Regions from separate parts of the Homo sapiens genome. Here regions 1 and 3 are each linked to region 2. The links are chromatin loops, found by intact Hi-C in ENCODE. Cell type or tissue: endothelial cell of umbilical vein. All regions are shown on one strand. Links, peaks and the distances in the headings refer to the core of each region. The heading gives the core; the rest is flanking DNA.

The links. Hi-C counts contacts between places; a loop is a spot of excess contacts. Peaks named below come from ENCODE experiments on the same cell type or tissue, not always from the same donor. Only the 100,000 strongest peaks of a DNase experiment are listed, where the experiment ranks them.
Region 1: it touches region 2 in a loop (6-fold over the local background); 7 of 110 quality-filtered maps call a loop at or near these places.
Region 3: it touches region 2 in a loop (6-fold over the local background); 9 of 110 quality-filtered maps call a loop at or near these places.

What each region holds. Positions count from the first base shown.
Region 1 is chr20:51,491,494-51,493,993 of GRCh38, reverse strand. The region is part of intron 3 of NFATC2 (nuclear factor of activated T cells 2); the gene reads left to right. Among named protein-coding and RNA genes, the nearest start is that of MIR3194, 40 kb to the right of the region's middle. In endothelial cell of umbilical vein, for the core only: no CTCF peak of the experiment used is centred there; a DNase peak (open chromatin) is centred at 1,373; H3K27ac peaks cover 1,698 bases.
Region 2 is chr20:51,371,617-51,377,634 of GRCh38, reverse strand. All of the region lies in intron 2 of LOC105372663 (a long non-coding RNA gene), which reads right to left. Among named protein-coding and RNA genes, the nearest start is that of MIR3194, 78 kb to the left of the region's middle. In endothelial cell of umbilical vein, for the core only: no CTCF peak of the experiment used is centred there; a DNase peak (open chromatin) is centred at 3,454; H3K27ac peaks cover 1,710 bases.
Region 3 is chr20:51,561,034-51,566,776 of GRCh38, reverse strand. It overlaps a transcript of NFATC2 not described here. Among named protein-coding and RNA genes, the nearest start is that of NFATC2, 21 kb to the right of the region's middle. In endothelial cell of umbilical vein, for the core only: a CTCF peak has its summit at 4,338 (motif pointing right); DNase peaks (open chromatin) are centred at 3,826 and 4,946; H3K4me3 peaks cover 2,070 bases; H3K27ac peaks cover 1,694 bases.

The DNA of each region.
Region 1 (2,500 bases), core at 1-2,500, 120 kb before region 2:
CAGCTCATGGGGCATGGGATGGGCATCTGTTATTTTCCCCTTTGCAGAGGTGAGGGCTCAGAGGTGTGGCCAGCTTTCCGCAGCCCCAACCAGTCTCGGATCTGAGACTTGGTTGGTTCTGAGCAGGCTGATGGTCAAGGGTGTCACGTTCCGGGCTGGCTCTTTGCTAAGCGTTTGATGCCCATCACAGTGGGGAGCAGCTCTCTGGGGACATGGTGCTGAGGTTGCCACTGATGAGAGGATTGGACAGGGACCAAGCTGCTCTCAATGTGATCGACTCTGTTCCTGTCTCTCAGCATGCCCCGCCTCTCAGGGAATAGGCCCAGTGGGGTTTCCCTGCGGTGACGTTGAACCAGTGTCTGCTGCATTCGAGGGGCCTCAGATGGAGCTGCTATCTGAATCCAGGGCCCCGGTGAGTGAGACTCATAGTCGGGGTGGAAAGGTGCTCAAGTAATGAGAGGCTTTCTTTTATCGTAGATTCACTGTGTCAGTCTGGGACATTCCCTCTGTAAATGGGAGGTGCCTAGAAGATCAAAATCATTTCTCTAGCATGTTGTCAATTTCACATCACTCAGTTGCAATGTGAGGTCGCCAATCCCCATTCTATGCCCATAACAGCCCCATGAGAAAACGACAAGAATTACAACAAGATGAAGGCCAACGTTTACTGAGCGCTTACTATGTGTCGCCACTGGTTCTAAGAGCTGTGCTTATACCAATTCATTGGGTCCTGGCAACTCTATGAAATGTACAAGTGCTTTTTTCTATGTGACACATGTGTCAAAGAGTCAGAGTGACCTGCCCAAGGTCCACAGCCAGCGAGTTCAGCAGTTGGGACTTGAGCTTGTGTCTGCCGACTCCCTAGCCCCCAGTCTAAACTGTTGGACCCCACTGCTCTGGAATCTTCTTCTCCTGGTTTCCTGATGGCAAAACTGGGACCCAGATGGTTCTAGTGGATTTGCAGATGCCACATGGTTCACCAGAGGCCCAGGCTGGGAGGCACACGATCGCATCCTCCTGGAGCCTCTGGCCCCAAGCTGCAAACTCCAATGCTGACGCTACAGTTCCATGAGCCCGTGGATACGTCGCTGACCGAGGAACCCAGGGCGACATGAAAGGAACACGCTTGGCCTTGACAGGCCCAGCCCCGGCCGGCGCTCACTTGGAGGCAGTTGAAAGGAAAACTGCGATAAGGGGCTGCTTTATCACGCCTCTTGACAGGCCGAGCTTCCTCCCTTGTGTGGCGTGAGCCTTAAACCTCTTCCAAGTCGCCTGGCATGGAGCCCCGGCCGCCTCCTGCTCCCCAAGGGCTGGAGCGGGGAGCCCATTAGCCAGTGGGAGTGGGAGCGGGCCCGGGCGGGTGCCAGCCCTTTGAAGCCGCGCAGAGGGCCCCGCACAGTCCCCTTATCTTGGCTGGTGGTGTTCCTCGGCCGGAAAAGGGAAGCACAGAGAGGAAAAGCTTTCCCCTGTGGCTTTTGTGTTTGGTTCGCATTAAATGAGGCTGGGCGGGGTTTTTGTTGTTTGTTTTCCAACTTTTCAGCGAAAGGATGACGGATGACGTTTAGCGCAGCAGGCGCCCACTTCTCTGGGGTGGCGTGCCCATGTCATGCCGCACTCACGCACACTCCTGCCTGTTGATTGCGCAGTCTCCTCTGTGTCTTTTCTAGAAGCTGGGGGGCTGCCCAGGTCGTCCTGAGAATAGCGGCGGGGTGCGGCGGGGCTCGGTGGTGCCAGCGGGTGGAGGCTGTGAATCCATTCACTCTGAGGCCCTGGCAGCCAGGGACCTCGTCTAGACAGGAAGATGTGTGTGATGGGATTTAAAGATGAGGCTCTCCCTCCTGCTGGGGCGAGAAGGCTCTAGGAGCCTTGGGGCCGAGGTGATTTGGTTTGTAGGATTTGCGCATTTCTGGGATGTGCAGGGATGCGGCTTTCTCCAGATCTAAGGGGAGCCCGGGCCAGTGAACAAGGGGTGTTCATGGCACTCCGGGGGCGCGGGGCTGGGGGTATGTGTGTGCAGGCCAGACCATAGCAGGGTCCTCATAAGCTTTCACAGGGAGTAGGGCTGGGGCAAGGGGTGTGTGTGTGTGTGTGTGTGTGTGTGTGTGTGTGTGTGTGTATGTGTATGTGTGTGTTGGTGGGGGTGGGGCTGTTCTCAACGAGCAGATGTGAAAATCAATGGGAGAAGAGAGTAAGAGATGGGCAGACTGCAATCTGAGTAGTTATGCACCTAAACAGATGCACACAGAGACCTATGGGTGCCCAGGAGTGTCCTGGAGCCCGTTTTCGTGGCCTTGTGAGAGCTGATTTTTAAAGTTCCAGGAACTCTGTTACATGTTGTTCTGACCTATGTGCCTGAGGTCATAGGCATCCGTGTATCCACATGGCGGAGGTAGCACGTAATGGTGCCGCTGCACTTCTCCTCCCAGCTCCATATACAGTATCGTCACACCGGGAGCTGGAAATCAGCCACTGTGGGAGTGTTGACACCGTGGAAATGGGC
Region 2 (6,018 bases), core at 2,138-4,637:
GGTTAATCCAGGATGGTTTCATGCCAAGACCCTTCATGTGGTGACATCTGTAGAGGCCTTTCTTCCAAGTTGAACCACACTCACAGGTACCAGCGTCCACCACAAGAACACATCTTTTGAGGGGGCCACGATTCAACCCAGTACAGTGAGGAAAACACCCTGTTTCCTCGGGTTGTGTTTAGGGTCAGCTCCTTTGTTGCTCTGTTGTGTCTCCTGGCCTCATCCTTCCTCATGGGCCTTCCCTCTGTCTAACCTGTTATCTACATGGTTTGTCTTGGCCGGGCGCTGTGGCTCATGCCTGTAATCCCAGCACTTTGAGAGACCGAGGCAGGTGGATCGCTTGAGCCCAGGAGTTTGAGACCAGTCTGGGCAACATAGTGAGACCTCATCTTTACAAAAAGTACAAAAACAAAACAAAAAAGGACAGTTTGTCTTGCTCACTGCTGTGTTTCACCCCAGTGCCTGGAACAGTGGCCGGCAAGGGAAAACGCAAAGTGCAGACCTGTGCGTCCCATTCATGGGATGACCACACACACGCACACACACACACACACACACACACACAATGACATAAACTCATACACACACAATGACATAAATTCACACTGCATACACACATACTGCATACACACACTGCATACAAACACACACATCCACAATGCAAACACACATACTGCATATACACATGCTGTATACACATCTGCATATACATACATACTGCATACACGCACACTGTATACACACACACATCTGTATACACATACATACTGCATACATGCACACTGTATACACACACATCTGAATACACATACGTACTGCATACCTGCACACTGTATACACACACACAAACACACGTGCTTTTTCTGAAAGACATTTCAGAATTACTAATGGTCCTGGGAGTCCAGGGGCATGGGGGAGGGGACGAGAGGGGCTTTTCGCTCCATATCCATTTGTACTGCTTGAAATCTGTAACCACACAATCTATGACCAAGAAAAAGTCTTAAAGTAACAACACATCGTTACCTACACCCGGAACAAAGCCACTACAGGTGTGACCCCCTCATCTGCTGCAAGCCGCTCAGTGCCGCTCCTGCCCCTCTCAGTCCCTCTCCGGCCCCTCCCCTCATGCCTCCTGCCCCTCTACCCTCTGTAAAGATGGAGCTGGGGGAATAATATGGTTTGGATCCATGTCCCTGCCCAGATCTCACGTTAAAGTGTAATCCCCAGTGTTGGAGGTGGGGCCTGGTGGGAGGCGATTGGATCATGGGGGTGGATCCACTGGTGCTGTTCTCGTGATAGTGAGTTCTCATGAGATCTGGTCATGGAAAAGTGTGTAGCACTTCCCCACCCTTCTCTTGCTCCTGCTGCTCTGCCCATGTGATGTGCTGGCTTCCCCCTAGCCTTCCACCACGATTGTAAGTTTCCTGAGGCCTCCCCAGAAGCAGAAGCCACTGTGCTTCCTGCACAGCCTGTGGAACTATCAGCCAATTAAACTTCTTTTCTTTGTAAATTACCCAGGTTCAGGTATTTCTTTATAGCAATGGGAGAACAGCCTAAGGAGGCGGGGGGCGCGCTACATCTTCCGTGTCTCTCCCTCTCCCTCCTGGTGTGTTCTGCACAGGGCTGCCATGGAGCAGCAGCCCTAATATTTTTTTCAAGGATCCAAGTTCTAAAGCTAGACAGCAACGGTGGCTACAGGCACAGAGGCTACAGTGTCAGCTGCCCTGCGTTCAGGGAGCTGGGCAGGGAGCTTGTTCCAGTGTCTTCCATTTGCCCTCCAGGTTCACCCTCAGCTCTCTGGGCCTGGGAGGCGGACCATATGACCAGCCTCTCCGGGGCACCTCTGGCTTTCAGAGGGTTCCTTCAATAGGAGGTGCCAGCAAGAGATGGAAGGTTGGGTGTTCATGCCGTGGCCTGGATATGTCCCTCAACAAAAGCCACTGTCTCTCCAAGTGGCCCTCTCCATGGGGTGCCATCCCTCCCGGTCCCAGAAACTGCTCTCCTCCTTAACCTCTTCGGGCCTTGGGGCGGCAGAGGTGCCCCAGTGCTGATAGCTCTGGGGGATTCATCTTGCATTACGTTTCCCCTCTCTCCTGTGCCTTTGTGAATAATCCATTAAAACTCTCCTCAATTTACTCCTTTGCCTGTGTAGCCTCCTTCTGGGTTCCTGGTTTCTGGCCTGCTATCGTCTGTTCCCTTCACAGAAGCCAGAGGGATCCTTTTCAATATGAGCCAGATGATAGCACCTTTTGCTAAAGCCCGCCAAAGGCCCTGACCTCACTCAGAATAAAAGCCAGGGTCCTGCTATGATCTGGCCCCCAGCTACTCTCAGACCACCTCATCCCTCCAGCCACGCTGCCATCTTGCTGTTTCTTGAAGAAGCCAAACACGTTCCTGCCTCGGGGCCTTTGCACTTGCCAAGCCGTCTGCCTGGAACGCACTTCCCCCATCCCCTGCATGGCTCTTTGGGTCATGTTCCACCTCCTCAAAGAGGCCATCCGTGGCCACCCTAGCTAATGTATCTGCTCCACCACCCTCCCTCGCAATACCTGGGGTCTTGTTTGGGTTGAGTGCCTATGATAGGATCACTCTCCCACCTGTCTTCCCCCGAGAAGGTCAGTTCCTCGAGGGCAGAGTCAAGTCTGCCCAGTCCACAGTTGTGCCCACAGTGACCAGAAGTGCCAGGCATGTGGTAGGTGCTCTGATATTTGATGAATGAATGGGGACATTTCCCATGCAGCTTTCTCTGGAATTCTTGGCTGCCGCCTGCCTTCTAACAAGTCCCTTGACTACAACCTGTATGGTCCGGGGACAATGGGGGGATGTTTGAGGAGACACAAGCTTTCTCCTGCAATTCATCCAACCAGAACCCCAAATTAGAACCAAATAACTCCTTTGGTGTCAAGGCTAGAGCAAGAGAGAGACAGAGATAGACAGTGCCTGCTGGAGGAACAGTGGAGCAGGGCCAGGATGGGAGGCATCATAAGAACAGTGTGGTCGGCTGAATTATGGCCCCAAAGAGGTCCCCGCCCTAATCCCCAGAACCTGTGAATATGTTACCTCATAAGGCAAGAGGGATTTTGCAGGCGTGATGATGTTAAGAACTCTGAGACAGGGAGATTATCCTGGATTATCCAGGTAGACCCAGTGGAATCACAAGGATCCCTATGGAATGGAGGCAGGACCGTCAGAGAAGATGTAATGATGGACAGAGAGATCGGAGTGATATGATCCAAGGAAAACAGATGGCCCCAGGAGCTGGAAAAGGCAGGAAACAGAATCTCCCCTAGAGCCTCCAGAAGGAAGGCAGCCCTGCCAATATTTTGATTTTAGGACCTCTGCCCTCCGGAACTGTAAGATGTTAAATTTGTGTTGCTTTAAGCCATTAAGTTTGTGGTAATTTGTTATGGCAACAAGAGAGAACTCATACAAAGAGTAATATCTGCTCTTTCCTAACTGCTTATCAAGTGTGTGCCAGCCGCTGCAGGAGCCGTTCCCAGCACTCTGCAGAGCAAGGGCTCTTGTTATCTCCATTTCACTGATTAGGAAATGAGAGGTGATATGGCTTCCCCGGGGTTGCATGGTGAGTGGCTGAGGCAGGCCGGAAGGCAGGTCTCCTTGATCCCAGAGCCCACATTCTTCCCACTAAGACACCCTGCTTCCCCGGTGCACTCACACTTCTTTGGCCTTCCATTTCCCGTTTGTCACCCATGGGCCACCTCTCACCTTGGAGTTTCACAGCCCCTGGCTGCTTTATGCAGAGAAACGGCCAAGACAGCCTCGCCCAGTGACCCCACCTCTCTGAGCCTTGGGGTGTTTCCTGGCCTCAGTCTTCCCTGCCTGGCCCCTGGGAGGATCCAACATGAGGGCGCCTGTTCAGAGAACTTGCAGGCCTTGTTGGGTGAGTCTGTATCAATGCCTGGCCAGTGACCCATCCCTCTGAGCTGCACTTGGAGGCCAGAGGGTGGCGATTCTCCTGACTCCATTGTAAAGCCCAAGACAACCTCGGAATCTGATTGGGAGAGTGGATTTGCATCTGTTGCCTGCCTGGGCTGGGTGCTCTTGCACATTTGCTCAATCCATCTGAAGCCACCTTTGACACTTCTAATGCCATCATCCGCATTGCACAGCTGGGGAAACTGAGGCCCAGAGAACTGTAATACGAGCTCCAAAGCATTCATTTATGCACCCAACAGGTATTTTTTGATGCCAACCTTGTGCCTAGAACAGAGTGTTTTGGACACGGCAGTGGAGCTTGTGTCCCAGCAGGAAGGATAGACTGTATAAACCATAAGAACAGAAGAGTTCAGCAATGGGTGCCTCGGGAAAAATTAGCAGCAGGGAGGGTGCGGCTGGTGGTGCTTCTGGCAGGGGCTGTGATGTGCCTGGTGTTGTGCTATATATACTGGTTCCAGGATTTCTGTCCCCGAGCCCTGCGGCCATCCCGTAAGGTGGGGCTTTCCTCATTTCTCAGATGAGCCGGAGGCTCAGAGTGGGTGCAAGCTGGTGACCCTGCAGCTGTGCAGTGGCAGAGTGACGATTTGAACCCAGGTCTGTGTGCACCCAAAGTGGATATGCTTGCACCCCCTAACCTTGCCCCCAACAGGGATTCTGTGGCCCTTAGAGGGTGCAGCCCATGAGGCTCTGATCCCTGGGGGCTCTGATCTCTGGACCAAAATGCATCCAGGGACTTCCCTGTTTGCCAAGCAAGAACGAGGGGTAGGAGCAGGCAGGGGCGAACCGTCGAGGAGATTTATTTTGGGGAATCTAAAAGCCTGAGTCTGGCCAAGAACACTCCAGTAGAAATGCACGTTTTCTCCATGTGAACATTATGAGCCCCAGAAATCTGACTTCCCCCTGGCCAGGCTGGTGGGAGATGGCCTCTGTGTGGCCCGGAGTCCCCAGGTACCCCCTAAGTAGGTACAGCTGTCGGGCTTCTGTGCTTGGAAACGTTCACATGCTACTGACACTAGATACTTTCCTTCCTAATGAGCTTTCCCCCGCACAAACAACTGGATGTGGAAAGATCCATCCTCTGCGCCCAGCCAAGGCAACCTGTGGGTAGAAATTTCCCTTTAGGCTGAGCAGGGAGGCCCGTTCTAAGGTGAGGAGTATTTCCTGGCCACTGGGAAGACACTGGAAGGGACTCTTGGTGGAGCCCCACTGCCCTCTAGAGGTACGGATCCCCAAGCCCCACTGAGGATGCTCAGATCCAGGGCCTGGGGCTCTCCCGGGACCTGCTGCAAGAGTGGCTTCCACAGGCTTCCCTGCAACCTCCTCCAGCCCCTACCCCGAGTCAACCTTTCCCTGACCTCCGTCCATTTGCTGAGTTAAGAGAAGTAGGACATGTCCAGCCTCCAGCCAAGTCAGGTCCCTGGACCGTAGGCTGTAGCTCAACGAACTCGGCTTGCTCTGTCCCAGACAATGGCACACATCCCTGGGAACTGCTGCCAGTCCTCTCCGGAGACTTTTAAAGCCACAAATCCCGAGGCGATCAGGATGCCCCATGCCCCCTAATTAATTCAAACCCAACATAATGCTGTACAGTAAGAGTAAGGAAGTCTAAGACACTTCGGAGTTTTGCGTGATGGCTACCTTGATGTCCTTTTTGTTTTCTAAAATAAACATCCTTCAAATTATTAACAAAAAAATGTTTGGGGCACTGCTCTGATTGAAATCACTCTTGCAAAAATTGTGACAATGAGAAATTGTGACAGTGAAAGAGATCTGACCTAACCGACTCCATCTTGCTTCTCACCTCCAAGCTGCCCTTGTTCATTCCTGGGCATAGGTAACTTTGGGAGGAAGTTAGTTTATAGTTTAACTTTGAAACAAAGATGATAACAGCCCATTCCCGAAACAAACCTCCTTCTTGCCTGGGGACCAGACTGCCTTTGTACAACTAACAAGTGAGCCACAAGATCAGAAGTTAACTGCTCAGGAGTCATGCAGCCAGAGGCCAAAATATCCCTAAACTTCCCAATTTCTCCTATAACACTGGTATTATAAAATCTAAGA
Region 3 (5,743 bases), core at 3,244-5,743, 190 kb before region 2:
GGGAAAGCTGCACAACCTCTCTGTGCTGCAGTTTTCTCCTCTGGAAAATGATCATCATAAAGTTGTCATCAGGATGTAATGAGTTAATGCCTACCATATAGCAATTGCTCTATAAATGTTCATTGTTATTCTAGGTAGGTCAATAAACCTTTCGGACACCTGCGTTGGTCCTACTTTCTATGTATGAGACATGTAGAAATCTAGAACAATTCTCAACTGCCATCTACATTTCAGCCAGGAAGGGGTTGACAGTCAAGGGGACCTATTGGCACAGAGATAACACTTGAGCGATGCAAAGAAGGGCCCTCACCTAAGCTGCCCTAGTCCTTTTAAATAACCCTGGTGTTGAATCAGTTGTTTGGGGCAGCATCACTTAAGTGGTGTCTCAGCAGAAATACCTGTGTTTCTGATTTATGAGGCTGATGGAGGGAAGAGAATCTAATAAAAGGCTTCCCCGGTGATTCAAGGTCTCCTCCAACCCAGATGTCTCTGCAGCCTCCCTGGACCATTCCCCCTACGGCCACCTGGACGCCTTCTATTTGCTTTGATTCAGTTTCTCTTTTGCTTTTTCCTTACTTGCTGGTGCATTCCCACCCCAGCTGAGAGCCTCTATTTTTGGGAGTTTTCGTGGATAATTTAGTGGGCAGAAGCTCCCCACCCACCCCCCTTGGAGCATCCCTTAAAAAAGGGAGAGTGCTCGAGAGAAGTGAAAAACAGTGGGTGGTTCAGTTCAAAAGGACAAAATATTTCTTGCCCTGGCACTGGGAGAGGAAAGAAATTGTCTGAGGAACCAAAGGACGGCTAAACTAAGAAGCCGAAAGCTGCAGCCCAGAAGGGCAAATTAGGTGACTCAGCTGCAACTGCCCCGGCTCCAGCCCTTGTAGTATTAATGTGCTTTAAAAGGGAAAAACGCTTAACCGTGACAAAGAGTGGGCTCTATAAAAATGTGGCTAATGCTGATTCTATCGAGTTCCAAAAGACATCCCCTGCTCAGCAGCTCTGGGCACCTGTGGAGTTGGGGAATCGCCTCAGAGGCCTGAGTTGGGTGGGACTGAGTCTAAATTTATCCCCGATAATGAGTCCGCCAGAGGAGGGCCCAGCAAGCTTGTTTCCTTTCTCGCTTCTGGCCTCTAAAACCTCGGTACCAAGGGAGGATTCTGGGAGGCAGGGGATATGGTGCCAAGAACACAGGCTTTGTTGCCAAACAGAGCTGGGTTCAACTCTGGGCCGTCCATTTACTGGCTGTGTGCACATCAACTTGTAGAGCCTCAGTTTGCTCATCTGTAAATGGGGCTCACAGCATCAAGCTCAATGGGAGGGTGAAAGGAAACAGACCTTGCCAAGCTTGTCTGATGCTCTGGACATGGCAGTTGTAGGGAGCCCTGGAGAGGAAGGGCATGAATGCCGAGTCTAATAATCCTACTCCTGGCTTAATCACTACTCATTTCTTGACTGTGGGAAGGTTTTCTTCAAAAAAAATTTTTTTTTTTTTTAGGATTTGTTATATGCTTTACTGTTCTTAGCACTTCAATTAAAGAAACTCATTGAATCCTTATAGCAAGTCTTTAAGGAGGGTATTCCTAGTGTCCCCATTTTACAGAGTGGGGTGAGTGATGCCATGGCAAAGCCAACCATCTGACTGTAGAGCCTGAGCTCTAAATGGCCTCTCAGGTTGTCTAACCCACTACTGCCCAAGAGGACATTCTACGGTGATGGAAACATTCTGTTCTGTGCTGTCCAGTTTGGTAGCCACCAGCCACATGTGGGCTTTTGAGCACTTGACATATGGCTTGTGCAACTGAAGAACTGACACCTACATTTTATTTGTTAATTATTTAATATTTTAATAGCCACATGTGGCTAGTGGCTGCCATATCGGATGGCACAGGGCTAACCCCTTTCAGCTTTAGTCTATTACTTTGCAGTGGGATTGTGAGTGGGAATTTATAGATGACTCTAGCTCAGGGCCTGGCACCTAGTAGGTACTGAGGTGAGGGGTTGCCATTCATAGTGTTACTAAGTGTAGTAACTGTCTGCAGAAGACAATGGTTAGCAGGCTTCCTTGGTGTCTGGATACTGGCAAAAGGAAGTTGAGTTTCATTCACGCCTGGGATGACCAACCTGTCCCAAGTTCCACCTTGGGTGGAAGGTTCCACCTTCTCAGCTTTAAAACTGAAAGTCTTACATTCTAGGAGCCCCCTCAATCCCAGGCAAACCAGGAAGGTTGGTCACCCTGTTCTTGCTTCAGATGGTTGGTGAAGGAGGCCTCAGGGAATGAGTCTTCCTCAATAGGCTCCACTGAAAAGAATCCTCTCTACGCCCTTAAAGGCTGCACCCCAGAATTTGCCAAGTAAATCAACAGGCAAGCCACCTGCCTTCTATGTGCCTCAGTTTCCCTTTTGGAAAGTGGGAGAGAGGATCCCCTCCTTGCAGGGTGGTTGCAAGAAATTTGGTGGCGCCACGATTTTTGAGTTACTCGAGAGTCAGTGAGACTTCCCTACCTTGAATTCCTTGGCACACAGTAGGTGGACAGATAATGGCTGCTCTCTGGGGGAGCAGCATTACTTAGACTGTCCTGCTGGAGGCCACCCTGGTTGAGGCAGGCTTGAAGAGAGTCCCCTGGGCGGGGCTGGGGGTGGGGCTTTCTCAGGCGCAGTTCCAGCTGGTCTCTGTGGGCCAGCATCTATCTCCAGCAGGAGTGGTTATGTCTGCGAGCTGCCCAGTGAGGCTATTGTGGGCCAGTACTGGAAAACAGAGTGGTCCCACGGATGGAGCCAGCTGCCTCTCGATGCCTCTTTAAGTTCAAGTCTCTCTGTAAGAGCGTGCGGGGGGAGGGGGGGTGTGTATGTGATGAGTCACCAGCCTTGGTTGCTATCCACAATTTTATCAGAGCTCACAACAGTATCTGAAGTCCATTTTCAAAGCCAGCTTTATCTTTGGGCTCAGAATTTCCCACCCTGCAGGCAGGTGAAGAGGCAGACCTAGTCCAAGTCCAGAAAAGGCATCTTGACCGCTGCACCTCTCCCTCTCCCCCTCCCCACGGACCTTCTGGGGGTCTCGTGGCCTATTGCTGTGAACCATGCGTGGCATCGCAAGGACTTTCTTCTGGACACTGTGCAAAGTTCATGATATCCTTTCTCTTTATTTTCCTGTTTATTCAGAGCATGTGTAAACACATGGGTTGCCTGGTTTCAGCTTCTCTTTGGCCATTTCATTATTTCTGGAGCCTCTGAGCATCACTGGAAACCTTGGATTTTCTAAATGAATCTAAAAATAAACTCTTTGAAAAAAAATTCTCGAAGTTGGAGAGTTGACACAAGGCACCGTTATTTATTTCTTTTCCTTCCTCCTCCTTCTCCTCTTCCTCCTCCCCACCATCCTTGAACACACAAAAATCTGGGCAGCCAGAGGCCGTGAGGGACTGGGAAGGGCCCCTGGGCAAACGTCCAGGAGCTTGGACAACCTGGGGTGTTGATTTGAACCCTGGGCAGCTTTCTCCAAGAGGCGCCCGCTTGGCAAATGGGGGGCTTGGGAGTCTCGGGCTTGATTTATGAAAAGCTGCCACGGGCCAGGGAAGGCGGTGGCTGGGCACTCCTTGCAAACAGCCGCCTGGAGCTCCTGCAGGGCTGACTTGGACACTCGCACGCCCCCACCCCCTTCTTCTCGCCGTCGCCCGCTTCGCTCCCTCTCCCAGACTTTTCTCCCGAACAATCAGGGACTTGTGCTGGCGGCCGAAGGAGCCACGGAGCTGGCTGGCCGCGGAGGAGGCGACGTCATGGATTCCTGAGTGTGAAGTTTGCAGGAAAGCCCTTAGTTTTGGAGATGGACGGGATCCAGTGGTTTCCATGGCGCTGGATAAACAGGAGGAAACAGTGAGGGAATCCCGTTATTTTACTGCATTGAAAGCCTATAAACACGGAGCGCGGGGAAGGAAGTCGCGTTGCCTCTGGAGTAAGCCGGATCGCGGAGCCGCGCCGACTCCGCCGAGCCGGGAGCCGGGAGGCGCGCAGCTCCCGGGTCGCTCCGAGGCTCCTCGGCCAGGGCAGCCCCGCGGGCACGCGGTAGAGAAGACGGCGTCCCCTCGGCTGCTGGTCGATACAAACAGATCCCCCTTTCCAAACACGCGCCAAGTCCCCGTGCCCTCCAGATGCAGAGAGAGGCTGCGTTCAGACTGGGGCACTGCCATCCCCTCCGCATCATGGGGTCTGTGGACCAAGGTAACTGACTCTCGATCCCTTCCAGCCTTTTCCGCTCGCTCCTCCCGGCCCTTTCCTGCTGCTCCCGTCCCGGGCAGCACTTTCAGCTCCCGGCAGAGGTCGGTGCGGGAGGCCTGGGGACCCCGCTCGCCCTCGGCGCACAGGTAGCGGGGCCCGCGGAGGGGCGCCCGCGCCCCGGCCAGGGAAGGGACACTTGGGAAGGCGACTTTGGACAACTTTACGCGGGGGCAGGGAAGTGTCCCAGGCCGGGATTCCCTAGGCCAGTCTGTCGGGAGGATTTTCCTCTCCACGGGACACCGGGAGGGATTCTCGCTACTAACCGCTGGCTGTTTAACCGTTTCAGCACTCGGCTTTTGACAGCAAATGCCATAACGCTGCAGTATTATTATTATTACTTTTTTTTCTTTTAAGAGAACAGGCTTGGCATTTTACTATACAGCAAGTATAGTAAGGAAGACTTTGCTTTCTAACAGTTACAGCAGCAGCGGATGCTCTGGGACATTTAAACTATTTTCTTCCCCCTTTTTGATGTGCCTGCTGGATAGAGTCCTCCAGCTACCCCTTTAAAGTGCAATGTACCATCAGTTTGTTTGGGGATCTGATTACACTGTACTTTCCCTGTTTCTGCTTCTTTCCCCCTTCTCTTGGATTTAGTCCTGGTATCACACCACTTGGATCTTATGGGAGGGGGTTAACTATAAGGAGCATAAGATATGAAAATGTCCCATCTGGTCGGGATTGCGGAGGGGCTTTGGCTCCACAATAACGAATCGGTCTTTAAAAGTGGAAATGGGCAAAGCGTTGTGTTTTTCAGAGGGGAGCACTGCGTTGGGGGCTGCAGGGCCTGGCTGCCAAGTGGGAGGGGCTTCGAGAGTTAAGTGAAATAAATTCGCGGAGGAGGAGTTAGCCTCCTGTCATAAAATCAGAGTTGAATGTAGGTTTTGTGCTTTGCGTGGCTGATTAAAGTTCGGGGTGTGGGGGTGGGGGGGGGAAGAAATGACAATTTCAGTAAATAAACCTGAGAGGCTTTTGCTTGCTTGCTTGCTTGCTTGCTTGCTTGCTTGCTTGCTTGCTTTCTTTCTTTCTTTCTTTCTTTCTTTCTTTCTTTCTTTCTTTCTTTCTTTCTTTTCTTTCTCTCTCTTTCTTTCTTTCTTTTCTTTCTCTCTCTTTCTTTCTTTCTTTTCTCTCTCTTTCTTTCTTTTCTTTCTCTCTCTTTCTTTCTTTTTTTTTTTTTTAACTAGATTGAAGCCAAATGCCTTGGGTTAGGTAAACGGTGTGCTTTGCCACGGCAGACCTCAATGACACATAGTTTTAGCTGAGCTGCGCTTTTGAAAGCAAGACCCTGCCAGGACTTCGAACGTTTTAACGGGTACCAGTTTATCCTGTCCTCTGCTAGTGGTCAAGCCTATGACATAATGGCAAAAAAAATTTACTGATATCGTATCATCTGTAAAAGCAATGCTCTCAGACAGAAGACAGATATATTAAGGGCGAGAAAGGGTTTTTACTGTCATAAATACTGAAAC